2 separate regions of the Mus musculus genome follow, and region 2 is linked to region 1. Evidence: chromatin loops called from intact Hi-C (ENCODE). Cell type or tissue: gastrocnemius. All regions are shown on one strand. Links, peaks and the distances in the headings refer to the core of each region. The heading gives the core; the rest is flanking DNA.

Evidence for each region. A loop is a pair of places that touch in the nucleus more often than their neighbours do. Peaks named below come from ENCODE experiments on the same cell type or tissue, not always from the same donor. Only the 100,000 strongest peaks of a DNase experiment are listed, where the experiment ranks them.
Region 2: it touches region 1 in a loop (5-fold over the local background); 3 of 42 quality-filtered maps call a loop at or near these places.

What each region holds. Positions count from the first base shown.
Region 1 is chr4:116,787,469-116,790,384 of GRCm38, reverse strand. All of the region lies in intron 4 of Tesk2 (testis-specific kinase 2), which reads right to left. Among named protein-coding and RNA genes, the nearest start is that of Toe1, 19 kb to the left of the region's middle. In gastrocnemius, for the core only: CTCF peaks have their summits at 1,213 (motif pointing right) and 1,862 (motif pointing right); a DNase peak (open chromatin) is centred at 1,219; H3K4me3 peaks cover 691 bases; H3K27ac peaks cover 1,115 bases.
Region 2 is chr4:116,642,802-116,645,717 of GRCm38, reverse strand. Akr1a1 (aldo-keto reductase family 1, member A1 (aldehyde reductase)) reads left to right here. Exons shown (of 9, transcript NM_021473.3): 2 at 125-214. The coding sequence starts at 131. Among named protein-coding and RNA genes, the nearest start is that of Akr1a1, 7.4 kb to the left of the region's middle. In gastrocnemius, for the core only: a CTCF peak has its summit at 1,209 (motif pointing left); a DNase peak (open chromatin) is centred at 1,199.

The sequences.
Region 1 (2,916 bases), core at 127-2,626:
GAGCTCTGACTGCTCTTCCAGAGGACCTGGGTTTAGTTCTCAGCACCCACATGGCAGCTCACACCTGTATGTAACTCAAAGATCTGACAGCCTCACACAAACATACATGCAGGCATACTACACATAAAATAAAAATCAATAAACTGAAAAAAAAAAAGAAAGTTGGTTGTTGTGGTCTATACGTAAATATACTTTTTTGCTTGCTCTATTTTTTTTTGTATGTTTTTTCTTTTAAAGATTTATTTATTTTATTTATATGAGTACACTATAGCTGTCTTGAGACATACCTGAAGAGGGCATCGGATCCCATTGCAGATGGTTGTGAGCCACCATGTGGTTGCTGGGAATTGAACTCAGAACCTCTGGATGAGCAGTCAGTGCTCTTAATCACTGAGCCATCAATCTCTAAAATTTTTATATGCCTTATTTCATTTAATCTACACAACAATCCTACAAGATAGATCCACATGGGCTGAGCATCCCTCTTCTGAAATGTTTGGGATCAAAGGTGTTCCCAGTTTCAGAGTTTGACATTTAAAGGTTCAGATTATTCTATTATATTAAAGGCAGAATCAGGCAGATTATAGAGTCTGGCTCCAGAGTACATCTTTCTACAACTACATGCATTATACAAGGAGTCAGTGGTCATAGCATTTGAATGAGAGAACGCCACGCAGGACAGGAACTCAAAAATGAATTCACTTGGGCTGGAGAGATGGCTTAGTGGTTAGGGACACTTGACTTCTCGTCCAGAGATCCTGAGTTCAATACCCAGGAACCACATGTTGCATCTGTATCTGATGCTCTCTTCTGGTATAGAGACACAACACTCATAGAGGTAAAATAGATGAATAAATCAATCTTTTAAAAAGAATTTACTCAACCCTTTCAAGATCCATTATCTCCATCCTCTTTCCAATGGAGAAAAAAAAAGGATGAATTCTACAAGTGAGTACCTTAATTTTTAGAATATGATACTGAACTTATCAAGGACTAGAGTACTAATGGTAAAACAGACAAGAGATTTAAATTGAATTTTAGTTCAATTATGCCTTCTATGAATGGTTTCATTTTGGAAAAACAAATCAACAAGTAAGGCCAGTTGTGCTTCAATTTCCCCATATACCAGGTAGGCATACCTGACCTGCCTAACTCACAATCTTTTTGTTTGTTTAAAAGAACATGGTGACAGAAGCATCAAAAAGAACCAGTAGGGGGCAGCACCGTACAGAGCATCATCAGATCTCCTATAGGAAGCAGAGCAGGCTTGGCAAGGCAGAAAGAACAGCTGAAAATAATTTCTCATAAGGAAAGCCTGTTAGCCTGCTTAACCCTCTTTGTGATCCACCTTGGAAATCTTACAGCGGTATACGGAAAGCATTAACACCACAACTTCTCACTCTGGGTGAATCTGCCCAAATTCAGACCAGAAGTGCCTAGACTGAAAAGAAATGGGACTGATCGTGCCGGCAAAACATCTAAAAGCTAAACATCTAAAGAAACAGTTCACTTCTTTGACATGGTGGCAGCATGGCATGGAAGGCTCATCTTCAGGAACCACTCACATTACATACATGGCTGAATGTCAGGCAGAAGAAACTAAGACTATGTGTATTTGTATTTTCTGAAGGCCTGGTCATGGTAAGACTCTTGGTTTTGGTTCAGAGAAACACATATTTACAAATATGTGTCAACACCCAAGAAAGTCACCTTAGCTGGGTGTGGTGGCTCAAGTTTATACTTGTAATACTTGGGAGGCTAAGGCAAGATAAGATCCAAAGCCAGCATGAATGACATAGAAGGATCCTGTTTAAAAAGAAAGGCAGGACGAGAGGGAGGGAAAAAGTAAATCCACAGCCAGAAGGGGGAGCAGAGAGAAGAGGAGGCAGGACGAGGACTCAGTGACTAACAGACTCTGGCTTCCCTCGGCAGGATGGAAAAGTAGAAATGAGATCCAGGGAGGGAAACAAAAAAGAATTTATTTTTTTCCACAGTCCATTTGCCTTGCCTGATGCTGGAGAACTCGCTGGTGGGGCTTATAAGCCCATGAGCCCTCAAAAACCACAACTTCTCGATGTCTCAAGACCCATGCATGCATGTATGAAGCAAGGAAGTTTAAGATCTGCCAACAAGGAAGATTTCTAGGTTGCTAAACACTGTGTGCCCCATTAGCAGGAACGTTCACTTCCCCATAAGCAACTCCCAGTGCAGACTCAGCTGTGCAGCCTCTGAACAAATCCCTCTGCAAGAAAGCCAAGAACAGCTGTATTGGCCTGGTCAGCTTCCCTGGACGGGAATCACACATGCTGTGCATTCAATTTTTCACAGGCAAATCCCCTTGGGTTCTCCTATGGAACAAGCCAATACTGACAAGATACTTAAATACCTTACAGAACTTTTAACATTTTAATTTTTTTTTTGAGGCAGGATCTCTCCAGCCTAGGCTACTTCAGATTTGCCAGACAGCTGAGAATTAATTTGAATTCTTGATCTTCTTGCCTTACCTCTCAAGTGAGAGTTATATGTATTTCAGTTAAATGTCCAGTAACTGCTAAATGATACATATGTCAATTTTATCTATACCAAAACCTGCTTCTTTTCAGCTGATCTCTGAATTTACTATCTTTGAAGAGCTGTTTAAAAAAAAAAAAAAAAAAACTTCAGTGAAGCCAGGCATAGTGGTGCACACATTTAGTCTCAGCTCTTGGGAAGCAGAGGTAGGGAGATCTCTGAGTTCAAGGATAGCCTGGTCTATGTTCCAGGATAGGCAGAGCTTCATAGTGAGACCTTGTCTTTATAAACCAAACAAATGAAAAGCTAATACCCCCCCAAAAAAGGAAAGAACGAAAGAAAGAACGAAAGAAAGAAAGAAAGAAAGAAAGAAAGAAAGAAAGAAAGAAAAGCTAATACCCAGTG
Region 2 (2,916 bases), core at 166-2,665, 140 kb after region 1:
TTGTTCCCATGTCTGCCACTGCTCCTGTCTCCACCCTTTCCTGAAGTATGCTTTACAAAGGTGGACAGCTAAGGCTCCGAGCAGTGCTAACCTCCTCACCATTTGTTTCCTGTCTGTGTCTTAGGGGACAATGACGGCCTCCAGTGTCCTCCTGCACACTGGACAGAAGATGCCTCTGATTGGTCTGGGGACATGGAAGAGTGAGCCTGGTCAGGTGAGGGATTGGGAAAAGGAGGGGAGACTTGTTGAATCTCTGCCAGGGAGAAGGGGGGATTTGCAAGACGGGCCCTGAGTTTTTCCAACAATAAGCTGCATTATTGTTCCTGGTGAGGATGAAGATAGTGAAGAGATGAGGGAGGAAGGGACAATATGAGCCCTTAGTTTTTCCAGCTAACTAAGGAGGGACTCAGGGTTACTAAGGAGCAGAGTCTTATGGTGGTGTTGGAGCCTCTTTGTTTCCAGGCCTAAGCTGAGTCTCAGTATATTACTTACCTCAGCATACTGTGGTCACATCTCCTGCACAGCGGGCTTATTGAGACCTTGGCCTTTCCCAAGTGCACATTTTGGAGTTAGGAGCATAGTTCAGAACTTGAGAAGTTACTGGGATAACTGTATAGACAAGAATTATGAATAAGGTTTTAATTGAACATTTTTTTTAAGATTTGTTTATTTATTATTATAAGTACTTAAGTACACTGTAGCTGTCAGATGGACCAGATGAGGGCATCAGCTCTCATAACGGTTGGTTGTGGGCTACCATGTGGTTGCTTGGATTTGATCTCAGGACCTTTGGAAGAGCAGTCAGTGTTCTTACCTGCTGAGCCATCTCACCAGCCCCTTAATTGAACTTTTAAATTAAATTGTTTGGCAGTTTCATCCATGGGAGGAGTACATTCTGACCACCAGTATCCCCTCTCTTCTTTTTTTTTTTTCCCAGACAAGATCTTTCTATGTAGCCTGAGCTGACCTGGAACTCAGCTCAGGCAATAGTTGAGCTTCCAAAGTTCTGGGATTACTATGCCTGACATCTTTTTCTTTTTTCTGAAGATTTAATTTGATTTTTATTTGTGTGTTTGTGTGAGTGGGGGGTGTGGTGTGTGTGTGTGTGTATACATACATAAGTGAGAGTGCGAGCTTGTGGAGGCCAGGGAAAGGCATCAGGTTCCCTGCAGCTGCACTTACGTGTAGTTGGGTGCCATCTGTTGTCAGTTCTGGGAACTGAACTCTTGTCAACAAGCACTGTTAATCCCGGAGCCGTCTCTATAGCCCCAGTACCAGGCGAGGGTTTTAGATTTTTTTAAAATGGGATTCAGAATGGGGGTGACTTTATTCTTGTTCTTTGAGATTTTTCATCCTATATTACTCAGGAGCTTAAAGCGCAGCTTTCTTTAGCCTTGCAAGGACTGGGGTTACAGGCATGTTCACGATGTCCAGCTGATTGTACTCTTATATAGCCATTTAATATGTAATCAGTCATTAAGAATACCAAAGCTCAGCCAGCTGGTGGTGGTGCACACCTTTAATCCCAGCACTCGGGAGGCAGAGGCAGGCGGATTTCTAAGTTCGAGGCCAGCCTGGTCTACAGAGTGAGTTCCAGGACAGCCAGGGCTATACAGAGAAACCCTGTCTCGAAAAACCAAAAAAACCGCTGAGATGGTGAGATGGCTCAGTGGGTAAGAGCACCCGACTGCTCTTCCGAAGGTCCGGAGTTCAAATCCCAGAAACCACATGGTGGCTCACAACCATCTGTAACAAGATCTGACTCCCTCTTCTGGAGTGTCTGAAGACAGCTACAGTGTACTTACATATAATAAATAAATAAATAAATCTAAAAAAAAAAATTAAAAACAAAAAACAAAAAACCCCCCAAAAAAAGAATACCAAAGCTCTTTAGCTCATGCCTGTTCTCTCAGTACTTGGGAGTGCTGGGTGCTATGGACCCTGGGCTGCCTACTGAGTTCTAAGACAACTTGAGCTACCAAATGTGAACCTGTCTCAAAAAGCTCCCCAAAATGAAAATAAAGTAAAAGTCTTACCAGAGTATGGTGTTACAGGCTGCTAAATCTTTATCCTTCCCTTTTCCTTAGAAATCTGAGTTAGAGTTAATATAGGTTTAGGGATCACGCTTAGGAAGTCAGGCTTCTGAGTTAAGCTACTATCTCTACTGTAGTTAGATACTGCCTTGTTTTTTGCATTCCTTACCAGTTTCTGAGGACCCTGGAGTACAGTCAGGGTCTCTGTGTTCTAGGCAGGCACTCTACACAGCCTAGGGAGAAGGAACTGGGTTAAGGAAGGGAGTTCTCTATGAGGGTTATGGAGGAGGCAGGAGCCTAGGGAGGGGATAAAAAAAAAGTATCTGTTTAGTAAGAGCTGAACTCAGAAGTTAGTTGGTTGTTTGGTTGGTTGAGAAAAGGTCTCACATCACCCAGTTAGGCCTTGAGTTTCCCGTGTAGCTGAGAATGGCCTTGAATTTATGATCTTTCCACCTCTGCTGGAGTTGTGAGATTATAGAAATATATCATCATGCCCAGGTCATTTAGGGAATTTAACATAGGACTTGAGGACTTTGTGCTTGCTAGGCAAGCATCCTACCAACTAAGGTATCTTCTTAACACTTTATGGTTGTATTTGAGACAGGGCCTTGTTGAATGGCCTTAGCTGGCCTGGTACTTGTTGCACTGTGTAGCTCAAGCTACAGTTGAATTTTTGGTAATCCTCGTGCCTTGGCTTCCTGAGTGCTTAGATTAACCTGGTTCTTGCAGATTAATTGACCTATTCTTTTACTTGGTCTCTGCTTTCTTCTCTCCATTAAGGGGCTCTAGTTCCAGTTTCTGTTCTGATCTTTTTTAGAAGACTTATTTTGGGGGTGGGGGAGCGATATTGGGGAGCTGTAGAGATGCCTTAACAGTTAAGAGA